Regions from separate parts of the Homo sapiens genome. Here regions 1 and 2 are each linked to region 3. A link is a loop called in an ENCODE intact Hi-C map of the cell type or tissue named here. Cell type or tissue: PC-3. All regions are shown on one strand. Links, peaks and the distances in the headings refer to the core of each region. The heading gives the core; the rest is flanking DNA. Region 1 holds the start of LOC107986011 (a long non-coding RNA gene). Region 2 overlaps THRB (thyroid hormone receptor beta). Region 3 has its middle 98 kb from the start of THRB.

The links. Hi-C counts contacts between places; a loop is a spot of excess contacts. Peaks named below come from ENCODE experiments on the same cell type or tissue, not always from the same donor. Only the 100,000 strongest peaks of a DNase experiment are listed, where the experiment ranks them.
Region 1: it touches region 3 in a loop (2.9-fold over the local background); 19 of 110 quality-filtered maps call a loop at or near these places.
Region 2: a loop joins it to region 3, with 2.3 times the contacts of the local background. A loop is called at or near these places in 4 of 110 quality-filtered maps.

The regions. Positions count from the first base shown.
Region 1 is chr3:24,521,453-24,527,010 of GRCh38, forward strand. LOC107986011 (a long non-coding RNA gene) reads right to left here and starts at 942. Exons shown (of 2, transcript XR_001740424.2): 1 at 862-942. In PC-3, for the core only: a CTCF peak has its summit at 182; a DNase peak (open chromatin) is centred at 3,119; H3K4me3 peaks cover 782 bases; H3K27ac peaks cover 1,420 bases.
Region 2 is chr3:24,357,212-24,362,769 of GRCh38, forward strand. The region is part of intron 1 of THRB (thyroid hormone receptor beta); the gene reads right to left. Among named protein-coding and RNA genes, the nearest start is that of THRB-AS1, 130 kb to the right of the region's middle. RefSeq lists an enhancer at 2,690-3,322. In PC-3, for the core only: a CTCF peak has its summit at 2,651 (motif pointing right); no DNase peak of the experiment used is centred there.
Region 3 is chr3:24,589,594-24,595,151 of GRCh38, forward strand. No RefSeq gene overlaps it. Among named protein-coding and RNA genes, the nearest start is that of THRB, 98 kb to the left of the region's middle. In PC-3, for the core only: no CTCF peak of the experiment used is centred there; DNase peaks (open chromatin) are centred at 2,238 and 2,668; H3K4me3 peaks cover 700 bases; H3K27ac peaks cover 2,759 bases.

The DNA.
Region 1 (5,558 bases), core at 147-5,146, 68 kb before region 3:
GGACTCGAGTCCCGAGACCCGGAAGGGGCCGCCCAGCGCTCTCAGCCGGCTCGTAGAGCCAGGGCCGGGCTCAGGGAGCTTCAGAGCAAGAAACACCGAAGGTGTAAAGCCCGAGCGAGCAGCTCGAGTCTCAGTCCTGCAGCCTAAGGCAGCCCCTCCAAGCCGTGGGCGCCGGCCGTCCGTCTCCTCACCGTGGCGCCCTTTACTCGGCCACCCGGGGCACAGCCAGGGGCTTCACCGAGCCCCGGGTCCACCGTGGTCGCGGCCGCCGGTCGCCGGGAGCCCGGAGCCGGGACGCGAGGGTTGGGGGTTGGGGATGGGTCCCAGTGTCGCGCGGGAGTTCAAAGCCCGGCACTGGCACGGGGCTCCGCCGCCGCAGCCGCTGGAGCCTTGGGCTCCCGCCGCGGGGAGAGCGGGGGTAGGGCGCCTGTCCCGGAGTGACCCGGCGGCGGAGGAAGGGCGGGCCGCAGGCGGCGGGCCCGGGGGACCTTGAGCGGGCGGGCGAGGAGCGGGTGAGACCGAGGTCGACAGAGTGGGGGCCCCACGAGGCCCGCGCCTGGTCGGGAAGAGAGTAGGAGATTCCCCCGCGAGCTCAGACCCGGCACTGAGGGAAGAGACACTCCGAGTCCTGCGTCTCCAAGTTTTGCTCCAATGCCCTTGACATTGAATGCATGTGTGGCGTCTATCCTGGCGCAGGCGATTTGATATTTTCAATAGGCCTAACCTCACCAGTGGCGTGCCCGGCCCGGCTGGCTAGCGGCTCCTGTCCCCAAGACCCCCGCAGTCACCAGACCTTTGCACTGCCCAGCGCTGGAGGGGGCGACCAGAGCCTTACAGGCTCCACGGTGGGCGGGCTCTTACCTCCTGACTTATTCCTCCTGGCGCTGCAGGGGGGACTGAGGTTAGGTGTCCGGTGGGAGGCTGGACTGTGTGTGCGTGTGTGTTGGGCGGAGGCGTGGGGGGAAGGGAAGTGGAGGGTAGGTTGCTGAGCCCAGGGTCCGTAACAGCAGCACATCCCAGGTTCCACCCCCACCCACAGGGCTGGTAAATCCTCCCCTTTCCTGGGGTCTGAGTGAGAGGATAGTACAAAGGTCAGATTGTCCAAAAGGATAGTGGGTTCTGCTGTGAGATTTAATTGTGACGGCATCACCAAATGGCCGTTGAATTTCTCGATCATTTCACAGAGGAAGACATCCTATTTTGAGTGTCCTGAAGTGATTTTAATTTTCATCTGGGCAGGTGGTGATAACTTCTGGAAACACCAAGGACTAAAAAGGAAGGAAACTGCAGAAAGTGGGGGGCCACAGAAGCAGCAGCTCGCAGTCATGTTCCAAGACTAGCAATCCATAAACATTGCTTGCCCTGGGGGGGGGAAAATAAAGATTTCGCCAATACTGCATCTCTTCGATTTTTACCCATTTCCTTTACTTGGTCCTATTTTTACTTGGTCAAAGAAACACGTGTATCATATACTCAGAATTTCCCCTTAATTATAAGTTTTTTACAAAAAGTCAATAAAAGACAAAATGGGAAGTGTTGAAGCACTGTCCAGAAACTATAGTAATAGCAATATAAAAAGAAGGGTAGTGAACTGACCTTAGCAAATTTGCTCTGCCACTAATTTGCTAGTCAAGTGACCCTATTTTCCTGACTCTGTTTCTTTAGTAAAATGTGGATGTTATCATAGGTGACCGCAGATCCTGAAGTTCCTTTGTGTGTGGGGGGGGGAGGGTGGGTGAGATTTAAAAATTTGATTCAAATAAATTTCCATTCGCTCTATGGTTCAATATTTAATGCCCTGCCTGTTTTAAGCTGAGGAATAGATGTCTGAACATACATTTCCTCATCCTAAATCCCTTTGATCCTCTCATAATGCTCAAAGTGCAGTGTTGATGTCTGGCAGGCTTTGTGTTCAGTTTGTACCATTTGCAAATGTAGTGAGGATTACAGTGGAATGGAGGAAAGAATGGCTGCAGGATTTCTTGGACCAGAGAAACTCACACTTCTCTTTCCATTTTCACTCTCATTAGCACACAACTTTTAAAAGTTGGCCTGGGCACAGCAACACTTTCACACATCCATACTAAAATCCATGCTAATCTTTCCCATGGGATGTAATTCAATTGAATTGACATTCTAATAAAATACTGGCGAAGACACAATCACAGTTTCCCTGCAATGCATAATTAAAATAGCACTATGCAGTTGCTTACACTTCAGATAATGGCTTCCTACATATTGTTGGTTATGAAATTTCAGGGTTTTCATTTCTGTATGTTAATAGAACATTTAAAAACGACCCTTTTTAGCAAAGTTGTAATCTTAGTTTGTCATTGCTAGGAATGTGCTAAAGCCTAAGTCTGCTTTCAGATTGGTCTTGGGCAGTAACTTAATGTATCAAAAACTGCCTTCAAATCTGTGCTTTCTGTTCATAGCTTACTGAGCCCCCTCTCCTACCTTGAAATCATGTGCTTAGGAGTGGTTTGAATCTACCATATATATATTTGGGAAGTCTTAACTATCTTCTAAAAGACTAAAGAGTAAGGGATGATTTACCTTGGGTAATGAAACTCAGATTTTGCTGTTGTTTTTGTTCCAAAGTGTTTTATACTGATAAAGCAACCCCGGTTTAGCATTGCCATTGGTAACACTGTGCAGAAATACTATGCACTTTGGGTTCCTTCACTTCACTTAAAATCTGTGGTTGCTAAATTGTTGATACTCTAGGTTATGAATTAACCAGTAGTCAAACTGAACAATTCCCCATTGACAGTTTTTGTTTAATGGCCAACAACACCTGAAATTTGGATAAAGGAGCTGGAAAAGAAGAGTGGGCCCCTTTGTGGATTCCTACATGTTTTAGGTAAAGCTTGATTAGTTGTTCCTCACCTATATTATGGGGCTATTTTTAGCAATGCCCTTAGCTAGATGTATTTACTCATGGGACATAACCTTACTGATACTGTACATTTGTAGTGTTAACAATCTCTGACTTAGGAATGTGGTCTGAGTCATAGAACACCTCAGAAAGTGGGTAAAGCTTATTATCGAAGCTGGGAAGGGCCACATCCTTTATTGGGGCTCAAGGCATTTAATCACCAATGATTCACACATGAACTCTAAACTAGGTTTACCCTCCAAAGTGGAGATAAGTCCTGGGTGCCCAGACCAGTGAGGAGCGGGAGGATTGAACTGTGAAGTGTATTGAAGTATATTCCCTACAAGTACTTCTCTTTGAGCAGAGCTATATATTTAGGTAGACTGCTCTCAGGCAGAATGAAACATGATGGCACCTGCCACTCACGACCAGGAACCAAACAGGAAAGAATCCAAATTCTGTGTTTACAGGGCTTTCATGCTCAGTAAAATGCATAAGCACTTTTATTAGGGTTCTTAAAATTAGAAATCTATACTCCTATTTTGCTTTCATTTTCCTTTGGGATTTAAATAAAGCACTCCTACCCTCCCCGCCCCCCGATCCCAAATCACACCCTCTTTTGGCTGTGTTAACAAAAGTTAGGTCCAGGAGACAGAAGGGTTACACATATATGTGGGAGCTGTGCAGAGTGAACAGTATTGGTAAAAGAAAATTCAGCTCAAGACAGAAACTAAATGGAGATGTGAAAGAGCAAGGCTAAGCTAGACTTTCAAGCAATTGAACATTTCTCATTTGTTTTACAGTGAGAACTGCTGCCCTACCAGACCAACAGTATTTTAAATGTGAATTCTGTCTCCTTACCAGCTGTTTCAATTAGGCAAGGTAGCTGTGTAACAAATAGACCCCAAGATAAATAATGGCACAAAGAATAGTCAATGATAGTTTTTCTTGGTTGGGGTGTAGTGGTGGCTATTCTCCTTCATGTTGTTACTCTAGGACCCTGGCTTTTCTTATCTGTGGCTCCACTATCCCTTTGACGTAATCTTTTGCATCTAGGTAGAAGAGGGAAAGTAGGGTCAAGGAAGCATCTGCTTGAAAGCTTTGAGCTAAAAGTGGCACACATAATTTTTGTTCACCTTCTCTTGGCTAGAACTCAGCCTTGTGGCCTTACCTCCCCGTGAGAAAGCCTGGGGTATACAACCTAACTGTATGACAAGGAAGAGAAGGGAACGGAGCCTCAGTGCACAGCCAGCAGCCTGAGCCACATCATCTTGGTGTCCCAAATGCTGTAGTCACAATAGCAAATATTTATTAGTGCTTATTATGTGCTAAAGACTTCACATACATTTTTTCCCCACTTAATCCTCACAGCAACCCTATAAAGTAAGAAATATCACTCCCATTTTACAGATGGTAAAACAGAAGTTTGGCAAGGTTAAAAAAAACTTGCACAAAGCTGAACAGCAAATGGAGAGTCAGAACTCATACTTAAAATGCTCTTTGTCTGAGGGGTCAGAATTCTTTTCTAAGCTAGAGAATTGGCCTGGACAGGGAAGCAGAGACAATACCTCACAAGTATCTTTCCCTCTTTTGCAAAGAACCAAAGAACTGTTATTTCTTCCTCCTTTGCCAAACCTCCCTTTGGAGATGCTGAGAGGAGAGAGGCTGAAAGAATTGGAGGAGGGAGGTGATTAAATCACCTTAAATCTGTTTTAAAAATCTCCATTTTCAAAAGCTTTCTGTATTTAACAATGCTTGACTGTGAGAGACACTAGCCCCTTTTTGGGGCCAGCAGAGTAACAGAACGCAACTTCTAACAGACTGGCCGGCATGCTAAGGTAGCAATTGTATTTAAATTTCAGTATCAGTAACTCTAGCTGGAACCACCTAAAGCAAAAGGAAGGAAGGGGTATCAGGGCACATTTTCACTCCTTCAATTGCTCTGGGGGCTAGAAATGGAAAGTTTTATGTGACAGAGTTTATTTTTGCAACTTGCAATTTTCCTCTCCTTTGAAAATTAAGGTGGCCTGAAAGAGTTTTATATGTGGGCCAATACAGCAGCACATTTATGAAGTGAAAAAGTAAAGGTTTCGTGGTATCATAAGCTCACCCACACTATACATAAATTTATTACTTAAAATGCTCCAGATTTAAGTTTTATTATGGAGATAGTGTGTTATAAGCAAACTAACTTTGGATTTTGGAGTTTTTGAAAGTAAATAGCAGCTCATGGTGCTCATGTAATTTGTTTATTTTTATAGCAATGTTATGTCCTGAAAATAAACAAACAAAAATTAGAGTCTGAAAAGCTTCAAGGTTTGTATGTACCTGAACACAGAAAGTCAGAAAACATTCACTTTTAATTAAGCCAACATTTTAAAATTTAGAAATTCTTTTAAACAAAGTCAAAATTTGGATGATCATTTTTAATGCTTAATTATACATATACATATATATATGTATATGTATATGTATATCCATAAGCTATGAAAGTTAGTTAACAAAGGCATAGAAATAGGATGAAAAGTGTTCTTTGAAGGCGATTTTCTAAACTTCCTCACGGAGTTCTGTTTATCCTGACCTGGCAAGGCTGCTGTATTTCAATTCAGGGCTCTTTTGCATACAGAAGTACAGACTTGCTGAGCTGAGCCAAATCTGTCTATCCAATTACTGGGTAAGA
Region 2 (5,558 bases), core at 252-5,251, 230 kb before region 3:
CTTCAAGGGATGTCTAAAGATAATTTCATTCAAATTCCTCTTTTCACAATTGGGAAAAGCAAGGAGTCAAGCAGAAAGGTAAAGTGACTTTCTCAGTCTTAATCTTGTGCCAGGACTGGAATCCTTGTCTCTCCCAAAAAAAAAAAAAAAAAAAAAAAAAAAACAAAAAACAAACAAACAAAAAAACACCAAAAAACTCTTACCATTTGAATAGAAATAAAACATTATGTGGTTAAAAAAATTTAAAAAGTTCAAAAGAGCATATCATGAAAAATGAGTCTCCATAGAGTTTGTGACCCTCATTAAAACCTTATTTATCTTCCCAGAAATGTTCCTGGCATACACATACATATATACCTATGTATTCTTTTTTTCATAGAAGAGTATTCATATTATAATGTTATCTATCTTTCTCATTTTGTTTGGCCCTTAATTTGAACTCTTTTCATATCAATATACTCAAATTTATTGTCCACTTCTGAGGGGGTTACACAGTATTCCGTTGTTCTTATTCCATTTATAATTAAAGCATTCCCCTAGTGACAGACTTTTAGGTTGTACGCTGTTCTTTGAGATTATAAACTACGCTGTACTGGTGGAATGTATGTATTTTAACAATGTGCGTCTTTTCATACACTTCCGTCATTTTGTTTTTCTGAAAACTTTGTCTTTAGCAACCACTCCCCTATCATTCTTTACTTCCTTGCCTTGCATTAGTTTCCCTTGCAGATTTATCACTGCCTGAAATAGTACTTGATTGTTTATTTTTTGTCATTTATGTCTGTTGACTAGAATGGAAGCTCCATGGAATTAGGAACTTCGTTTTATTCACTACTATATCCTTAGCCCAGAGAACAGTGACTGGTTCCTGGTAGATGTTTAATAAATATTTGATGAATAAATTAATAAATGCTTTGCACACTTTACTATTAGATATTGTTTTTCTTACTAATTCATAAGAGTGCTGTATATAGTAATTAAATGAGCCCTTGTCATTTGTGTTACCAATATACTTTCCAGTGTATTTATCTGACTTTGTTGATGGCATTATATTTTTGCCATAAATAAATGTTATATAGCCAAACATAACATAACTGTCCTTTATTTTGTAGCTTTTGGGTTTTGTGTCTTGCTTAGAAAGGCCTTAGGCACTCCAGAGTTATTTTTAAAAACTTGTCTGGTACTTTAATGGTTTGTTTTTATGTTGGAGTCTTTGATTCATTTGGAATTTATTTTGGCATAAGTAGTAGCTGTGTATTCAGCTTTGTTATTTTTCCCAAATAGCCCATTGACCCAACATTAATTAAAGAATAATGCATCCTTTTCTCATTATTCTGAATGTCATCTTTATCATATACCAAATTCTCATAAATATTTACACTATACTTTCCAGTCCCTATTATATTTTGTTCATTTGTCTGCCTACTTCTGTGTTGGTATGAATTTGTTGTAATTCCCCTTGATTTATAGTGTATTTTAACATTTGTGTAAGACTGGGCTCTCCTCTTTGTCTCCTTTACACTGATGTTTTCCTGTCAATTCTCGCATGGTTATTTTTCCATAAGAACATCAGAAACCACTGAACCAGTCAATCCACTGTCAAAACATTCCCTTAATATTTTACTGAGGTCAGATTATAATATAGATTAATTTAGGAATAAATGACATCAATAAAAGAACTTAGCTCTCTTGAGTCCTGAATGTTCTTTATGCTCTCACGACTTCCTTGATATACACAAATAAAATGTAATTTTCCTCAATGGGAAGAATGAATGTGACTCTTATACTAAAACTAAAACAAAACCTTCTGTTCCAGTTATCTATTGCTGTGAAGCAACACCATGCCACCCCAAAATTTAGTGGCTTAAAACAGCAACCACTTTTATCACGTCTGATGATTTTGTGGGTCCAGAATTCAAGCAGGGCTTCGTTGGATGGTTCTTCTGCCTTCACATGGTGTTAATTAAGGATACTCAGTGAAGTTCAGTTGGTGGCTGGGCTGGTATGGAAGTACAAGATGGCTTCACCCACTTGCATGACACCTGGGCAAGGATGACAGGAAGGCTTAGCTGAGCTGGGATTATCTCCCAGAGTTCCCAGATGTGGCCTCTCCAGCATGGCAGCTTCAGGGTAGTTGGAATTTTTAGATGGTGACTGAGGCTCCAAAAGCAGGTGTTCCAGTGAACAGGGAGGAGGCTGCATGGCCTTTAATGGTCTAGCCTCAGAAGTCACTTAGTGTCTCTTCTGCTGTATTCTCTCAGTCAGTGAAGTCACAAGCCTGCCCAAATTCAAGGGGAGGGGATATAGACCTTTATCTCTTGATGAGAGAATGCCAAAGAATTTGTGACCATGTTTAAAAACCACCATTCCTTCTAATAGTAGAAAACTAGACAATTTTCTCATTAGTTTAACAACTCTAGACTTTTCTACAATCTTTTTTCTACTTCCCTCACTTCTGTCACTGGAAACATTGCCATGATTCAAAACTATAAGTATTTTATTTTTAAAAACACATTTTCAGTTGAGTTGTATTCTTTGCCCATGTGCGTGGGGACAGCCATGGCCCTCAGCATGACTTTGGCTTTATCTGTCCATTCTTTCTGCTACCCACTTCTGGCCACTTTACAGCTTGCTGGTGCCTCCACCAGAGGGTGGCAGGAGCAGAGAAAGTGAACTCAAATTTGTCCGTTTAAAAAAACTTGTTATTTGGCAGCAGTTTTGCATAAAGGCAGAAAGCAAATTAAAACTAAAAGTACATATTTTGAAGATTAACTGTGAAACTCAACCACTCATTACAAAGAACACCAGAGCTGGCTATTCTTTCTATTAATCCAAGGCCTTATTTCAAAGACCCCTAAAGATGTGCTCCAGTAATCCCCTTCATGCCTTCCTAGATTATGCCTTTCTTTTCTAAATTCCAGTGATAGTAGCAACATTTATTGATTATCTGCTGTGCCAGGTGCTTTACACATGTTTATTATTGCATTTAACCCTAACAGCACTCCAAGGGTGGGAATTGTTATGCTGATTTTTAAGCCAAGAACACTGCTGCCCATTGAAATTAGCTACTAAGGTTCACAGAGCGAAAATGTAGCAAAGTCTATTCACTACACCCTTGTGTCCAGATGTGTTCAGTAGACCAGCAGCATCAGCATCACCTAGGAGCTTGTTAGAAATGCAGAACCTCAGGTTCATTCCCAGACCTTCTGTAAAAAGCTGCATTTAATACGCAGGCGATGCATATTAACATTAAAGTTTTTGAAGCCCTGCTCTCTATCCTGCTTCTCAAACATTCCTGCACACTGGAATCCCATGGAGAACTGCTTTTTACCGATACATAATTGTTCATGAACAACTTTTTAAAAATGCTAATGCCTGAGCACCTTTTCTTCCTCCCAATTCCAATTTAACTGATCTGGGGTGCAACCTGGGCATCAGAAGTTTTCATAGCTCCCCAGGTAGTTCTATCATGCAGCAAAATTTAAGAACCATTGTTTTATATAGTTCACTTGGTACTAAGCATATTCTATATCCGGTATAGTTGTTTATCATTTTTATACACATCATATGTCCCCAACATGAATATATTTTATATATCAGCTCTCTTTACAGAGTGGCGGTTTCTTGCACAAAATATGCACTCACTAAACATTTGCTGCTATTGCTGTTGTTGAAAATGGTGCTTAATTGGTCTGTGGTGGGGCTCGAACATCAGTATTTTTGAAAAACCACCTCACGTGATTCTATTATGCAGCCAAGGTTGAAAACCACTGGGTTGGCTCCTACAGCTCCAGCTGATGGTTGCTATGGAGAAATTTGGGCAGAGGAATGCTAAGTGTCCTGATTTTTGAAGAAGATCCTTAAAACCCAGATTTTTATAATAACTGTTGACAACAAATTCAGGTTTTTGAAAAAACTGTGTGAACAAAATAAACCACATCTGCTGGTCATGTGTGCCTGCACATGCATGAGCATACACTTGTAAAGGGATATGGGATACTCAATATATTTATGGTTATGCACTTGGAAATTCATAACTCTAAGTCTGAATTATTATAAATGCCACCACTACTGCTGCTTTGGAAAAACACACCATCATCATTGCATAACCATCTAGCTTAAAAAAGAGTCACCATATTGTTTCTGTCGATATACATAATACACAGCCCAAAATAGAGATTGTGAAGTCTTGGAGAATGAATAATCTGTGCCTCATTTTGTTCTATGCAATGCCTAAATATGCCAACAGAACAAGAGGATGTGTCCCAAAAAGAGGGGGCAGGAGGCATTTGGAAATTCTGGGAAGAAAGATAGTCTATAAGAGCAGGGTACTATTGTTATGAATTCTACCCACTGCCTGAGCACCACTCAGTGATTAAGGAAAACCAAAGAAAGGAGACCCAAGAAGAAAAACTAGAACAAGAAATAAAGGTATGAAAGAGAAATATGGCCAGAAGAAATTTTCCCATCTGGTTTCTTCACCACTAGTGGCTCCTTATGTATGGATTTGTTTGCCAGAGCTAATAAACAGTGAGGGTCTCTAATGATGTGAAGCTGGGTGGTAAAGGCACTGGGGGCTTACGTCATGCAGCCAATGATGTGTTGAGTGAAATATACCACATGTTGAATTTGCTGGCATCAGCACCTTCTGCCGATTTAACTTATGGGCAGATGATAGCAGGCCCAACACCCAATACTACTTGCCCATATCCTTGCTTTCATTTCATAAAGCAAGAATAAAAGAGAGTCAGTATCAATATCAAAATAAATACCACTAGTAATATTGATGATGTTACTTTTACCACCAATAATAATAGCAGTTATCAATTACCGAATGCTTACAATGGGCCAAGCACTGTGCTAAACACCTTACGTATTATATCTCATTTATTCTCAAAACAATAGCCACACTGATTCTTTTAAAAGAGATGTCAGATCTTGCTTTCACCTCCTCAAAACCCTTCAGTGGCTCCCATTTTACTGAGTGCCACAGGCGAAGTCCCTTTCACAGTCTGCAAAGCTGTATGTCTACCAACTATCCACCCCCTTCCCTACTCATTATCTCTCTGACTCCACCTCCTACTCCTCTTCCCCTCTCTTAATCCATTCCATCTGGCCTAATGAACCTTCTATTTCTCCAACATGAAGCCTCTGCACTAGCTGCCCCCTTCATAAGAGATGCTCTTCCCCTAGATATGCACAAGCATCATTCCTGTCACCTTCTCAGTGAGGGTTTCTCATACCAAGCTGTTTAAAATTGCATTTCCCCATTCCTACATTCCCCTTCTTCTTTTTTCTCTCCATAGCACTTATCACCTTCTAATATCCAACACTGTACTTATTGATTTTTTAAATGGACTCTCATCCACTGGACTGTAAGCTTCATGAAGGCAGAGATTTTATTCTGTTTTGTTGATTATAGTGTCTCCAGTGCCTAAGGCAAGGCCAGGCACTTATCTGGCACTTGATAAACATTTTTAGAATGAATAAATTAATGAATTTAATCCTCACAACAACCATAAGAGATAGGTGCTATAATTATCCTGCTTTAACAAGTA
Region 3 (5,558 bases), core at 297-5,296:
TTCATGCCAATCTCTTCTGCTAGAAAGTGGAAAAAAGAAAACAAAGAAAAAAATTGCTTACAAAGAGTGAAAGGCACCCATACTTTCTAATGGAAAAAATATGGCAATATGTGAGCATAACACTTTAGGGGGAAGGAGCAGGGCTCATGTTTTCATTATTTTGATGAACTTTTCCTCTGGGGGCTAATCTTTGAGCAAAGAAGTTCTAGTTTCCTAACTGAGATGATAGAAAAAAAAAAAAAACCCAAAGAGATTAATTTGCATTCTTATTGGGAGAAAAATGTTCTTGTTTTTATTTTTTATTTTTTTCTAAAATTAGTGATCATGTGTTTTTGTTGATATCTTTAGTTCAAATCTCGTGTGGTCTATGTAAATTCTCTCTCTTTTTTTCATCTGTCAAGATGTTATTAAGTAAATTCAGTCTCTTTAGAAATAATCATTGTTTCCTGGCCCTGGGTTTGGAAGGATTTCCAAAGAAGATGACAGAAGCTTGGATCAGAATCACACTTGGCATTGTTGAGACAGGATTCATTATAGGCATATAGAGTATAGCTCAGCTTCAGGAGGAGGGGGGCTTTACTTTAGAATCCCATAGTGAATATGTTTATGGATGTCAGTAAACCATTGTGAGAAAACATACATGACTCTGTTGAGTAAACAAATACATTCTTTCTGAGCAGAGAATGAGTGTGGGATCACTTCATCTATGTAAGAACAGAACAATAGTAATATCTTCTTAAGACTCTCAGTTTGCAGAGCAATGTGCAAAATACACATCTTTGATAAAGGATGTCACATTTGCTACTGATGAGAGATGGCAGCATGTGACATTTGCCCATGAAATGTTTGTATTGGTCTTTGGATATTGCAGCGTGTCCCTATATCCATTTTAAATAGAAATGTGACTGACTAAAGGATTGTGGACTCTTGCCCTCTGAATGGCTTTATAAGCTCTACTGTTTTTCTAGCCTGATAAGTTACACATTCCCTATCATATAGCTCTCTAACTGTTTATATCTCACCAATAATTTTCTAAGTCACAAGATCTGGAAATGCTTCTTTATCATTTCAATACCAGCAACATGAATGAATAATATTCTGCACAGATTTTCTGTTTATGAGTCATTGACCCAAGGAACATAAAGCAATATTTCAGTTTCTATATATTTGAATCTTTGTTTCTCTCCTCATAATTAGTGTCCATTGTGTTTCAAAAACCTATTTTAATTTATTTATTAATAGCAAACGTATTAAATGAAACCATAGAAACCTCTGGAGGAGAAGCAGTTCTGTTTCTTTTTAAAAACAAGTAATTAGCTTAACTTATTTTCCAGTCAAATAGAAAGCTTTAACAGTTAAAAATTATAATTTAGTAACTAACTTTTTTCTGCATTTAATCTCTTTGAACTGCGACCTCTTCATATAGTCAGCCAACTCTTTGAAAATAATTATTCTAATTAATTAAAGTACTTTTAAAAAAGTTTACAAATTATATACATGTCTTAAGTTTTATGCTTTATTCAGTAGATGGATTTCTGAAATGTTATGTTAAAATCTCATTTTTAAAAAGTAGTTTTCATTTCTCCATCACTGGTATAATTGAACTGGTTTGTTAGTTTTGTTTTGGCTTAAGTTTTTTAAATGTTGACTTTTAGATTTTCTGCTTCAATGTCATTGTAAACCTAACACCCAAACTTCAGCTGAATTTGATAATCTATAAACCATTGCCACTCAACATATGGTCTATGGACCAGCAGCATCTGGGAGCTTGTTAGAAATGCAGAATCTCAAGCCCCAACCCAGATCTGCTGAATCAGAAGCTACATTTTAACAAGACTTTCTAGGTGACTCTTGACATTAAATTTGAGAAGCTCTAGTCAGCCTAATACTTCCTCTTTATAATGGCATTTCCAAATTAAAGGAACTCAGTATAAATTAAGGTATCTTAAAAATGTACCATAATAACCTGAAGATAGTGAATCTTCAAGGTAGAGGAACCTGGATGGTTTACTCTTCCACTGAGCATCCTCCTGGCAGCTCAGCCAGGGCTGCAGATTGTTAAGTGCTATGGCTTTTACATGGTGAACTCCTGGCACTGTACTGGAGACATGGTTAGAATGTGTGTGGTGAGGAAGCTCACAGTCAATAAGGAGAGACTCATAGGTAAATATGTAAATATAATACACTTCACAGTAGAGATACAGAAGTAGGACAGAGGGAGTGAATAATCCTGTGGGTGGAAGGTGGGGCAGAGGACAGAATAGGAAGGTTCCCAGAGAAGATGACTCAGTTTTAAGCATTTCACCCCATGGGCAAGTTGGAGGATGTTCCAAGCAGACAGGCCTACAGACAGTGAGGCAGATAAGCATCTCTGAGGAAATTCTCATGGTTTGATTTTGCTGAACAAGAGGTATATGTAGGTGAGGGGAGCAGCGGGTAGGAGTGGACCCACGGAAGTGGTGGGAAATAAGCCTGAATAATAGACACAAATGGCCTATTGTGCGAGTGTGGCTTTTGTCAAAGGGGGCCTGGAGAATCCTAAACAGAAGGGTATGGCCAGAGTTGTGTTTTGAAAGGTCATTTTGGATGTCGTGTAGAAAATGGACTGGATTAGAGTCAGGAAGCTGAGTATGTAGGTGGCTGCAGGGGCCCAGGTGACAGATAATGACTATCTGGCATGAAGTCATGGCAGGAGGATGGACAGCTCAGAATAGAATCCAAAAATAAAGAGGAGGAATTCCTTTTGTGATCAGATGTTGATCCAAGTTGACCCTTCTGCCATCAGCCACTCCTTCAAACCTTTGAGGACAATCGTTATTTGCTGAGTCTTTGTTTATTCAGAGCAAATGTCTCCAGGTCTTTGAATTGCTGCTCATGTGACATGATGTTATATCCTCCTTCAAGTATTTCAGTGTATTTATATTCCTTATACATTGCAGTTCCAAGAGTTGAAGAGAAGGTAAGATTGGGTGGGGAAAGGGAACAAAAAAATGACCGGGTTATACACAAGCCAAGTGCACCACAACCACTGGCTCATTTAGTTTCTAGAACCCTGCAAAATGTATTATTACCTCATTTACAAATGAAAACAGTAAGGCTTTGGAGGTTAAGAGTCTCACTTTTGGATTACCAGCTACTAGTAATAAAATCTGAATTTGTACCCTGAGATGTGTGTTTCGTATGTTAAACTATCTGCCCGGCAAGGATGCTTACAGCATCTTAAACTACCACTTCGCTATGGTTTGCTGTGACAATAACAAGGACTTCTTTGGCTACCAACCTTGCCCATCTGATACATTCCCAAGAACTAGATTGTAAGTGGAGAAGACCCCTAAGCAGCCAAGTAGATGGAACAAAGTCCAAATTCTCTATTTATAAGAAGGGACATCACCTTCAGAGCTTGTTTACTTTGTTTGTACACAGTTCTCCCAAGCTTGGCCATATGTTTCTGCAACCCACAGATGATTAGAAACAGCAAATTCAGACTGAGTAGGAAGCAAGTGAGATCTAATAGCTGATAAGATGACATCAAGGGAAGAAACATAAAAATGTAAAGAGCCATATATATAAAAAGTCAGGAAGTCTTGGTAATAGTTTTGGTCACTAATATAGAGAAAGACAAATCCATCATCTCGAATAGTCCTTGAGGGCACTTTGATTATAGCAAAGATAATAGACCTTTAGAGTCAGTATAAACCATATCTCTCACCTGAAGGAGAAAGTCACAATATGACATCCTGGGCCAGAGGGGTATTATTTTTTTGTCTCTACTTAGGTCTTAGTGGAGTAAGGAATGCATCGCTCTATATGCCAATGTACATCTCTTTTGTGATTAGAAGTCATTAGCAATCACAGAAGATTTTTTTATTTTTATTTTTTATTATACTGTAAGTTCTAGGGTACATGTGCACAACGTGCAGGTTTGTTACATATGTATACATGCGCCATGTTGGTGTGCTGCACCCATTAACTTGTCATTTACATTAGGTATATCTCCTAATGCTTTCCCTCCCCCCTCCTCCCCACCTCTCCCCACTCCATGACAGGCCCCGGTGTGTAATGTTCCCCTTCCTGAATCACAGAAGATTTTTATAGTCTGCCAACCCAAATCTCTTAGAAATGTTTAGTAATGTCTGCCAATTGGCCAGTGTTTGGTGCTTTTCTATATAATAATCATCCAAATATGAGGAGACAAGAGTTACCAGTGTGGAATGGTAATCAGAAACTCCAGGATCACAGACAGTCTTCAAAGAGCATCTCCTCTTTTGGCTCCCACTTCCTTTCAAGTCTGCTCAGAGGCCTTCAGCCCCCTGCAGTGCCATGCCCAAGCCATTTCTGCTCAAACTCAGGGAAAAAGATATTCTACAGTCACTTCAAATTGTAAATACCAAAATAATACAGTTATTTAAAGTGTCCCAATCAAACATATTAATTGATTTTTCATTTTCACTGGAAGTAAGTCATCTTCCTGTTCTCCACACTCCTGCCTCCAGCCTTTGAGGATGAGAGCGTGGCAGCCTTCTCCATGCTCTCCCTTGCTTATCTTCCAACTCTATAACTGCTGCTTGCAAACACAGAGATCTCAGCAGGGGAGAGAGAAAAGTTAAGGGGGAACAGGAAAGTTCTTGCTTGACTAATACCACCTCAAACCAGTTCCTAAGTCTTAAAGTTTAATGTGCACATTAATCATGTGGAAATCTTATCACAATGAAAATTCTGAATCAGTACATATGGGATGATGTCTGAGATTCTGCATTTAGAATAAGCTCTCAGCTGCTGCAAATGGTGCTAGCTTATGGTCCATGCTTTGAGTAACAAGGATTTAGAGAGTTCCTTTTGGGTTCACTCACTATAATTCTTTTAATACAGAAAAGGCTGCTCCTTCAGTGAGTTGTCTTTCAACTCCAGCCCACAGTGTTATACATCATTGCCCCTTACTGCTGGGGACCCTCACTCTGGCAGGCCACCCCCTTGGTCAGAATACTTTTCAATATAACCTCAGATTCAGTTTCCACAGATAACACCTCTGGTCCTTGGGTTTCACTGATTTTGATCTCCATTTTGACATGAGTGCTGCTGCTTCCTAGGCAGCCATTTTTTTCTGAGCAGCCATAGAGCTCTGTAACTTTCCAAGAGATGAATCAGGCCCCAGTCCCTCTGTCCTTCAGGTGCAGAAGATGCGCATCCATCTCTCCCACCACACTGAAGAACACACACTGGGCTTGGGCTTGGGAATGAGGGGATTGAAATGGAATGTACAACTGTCTCTGAAGAGGTTTCTTCACAATTTTTCTTTCCTTATACAAAAGCTAGCTCTTTTGAATTCCTAATCTAGATGAAGGGTCATATATCCTGTAACTGGTTCTCAATATTTCATTTGAAAATTTGTTTCTTGGCGATTGCTCTCACAGCTAACTTTAGTATCTCACAAAGTACAATGTATGTTTGCTCTATTCTATAACAACCATCCTGTTTCTGCTTAATACAAATTTTGAATATTCACTATTTTCTAGAAACCTTTCTATTTGTCAATATGCTCTATGAAATGAGGGTAGCTA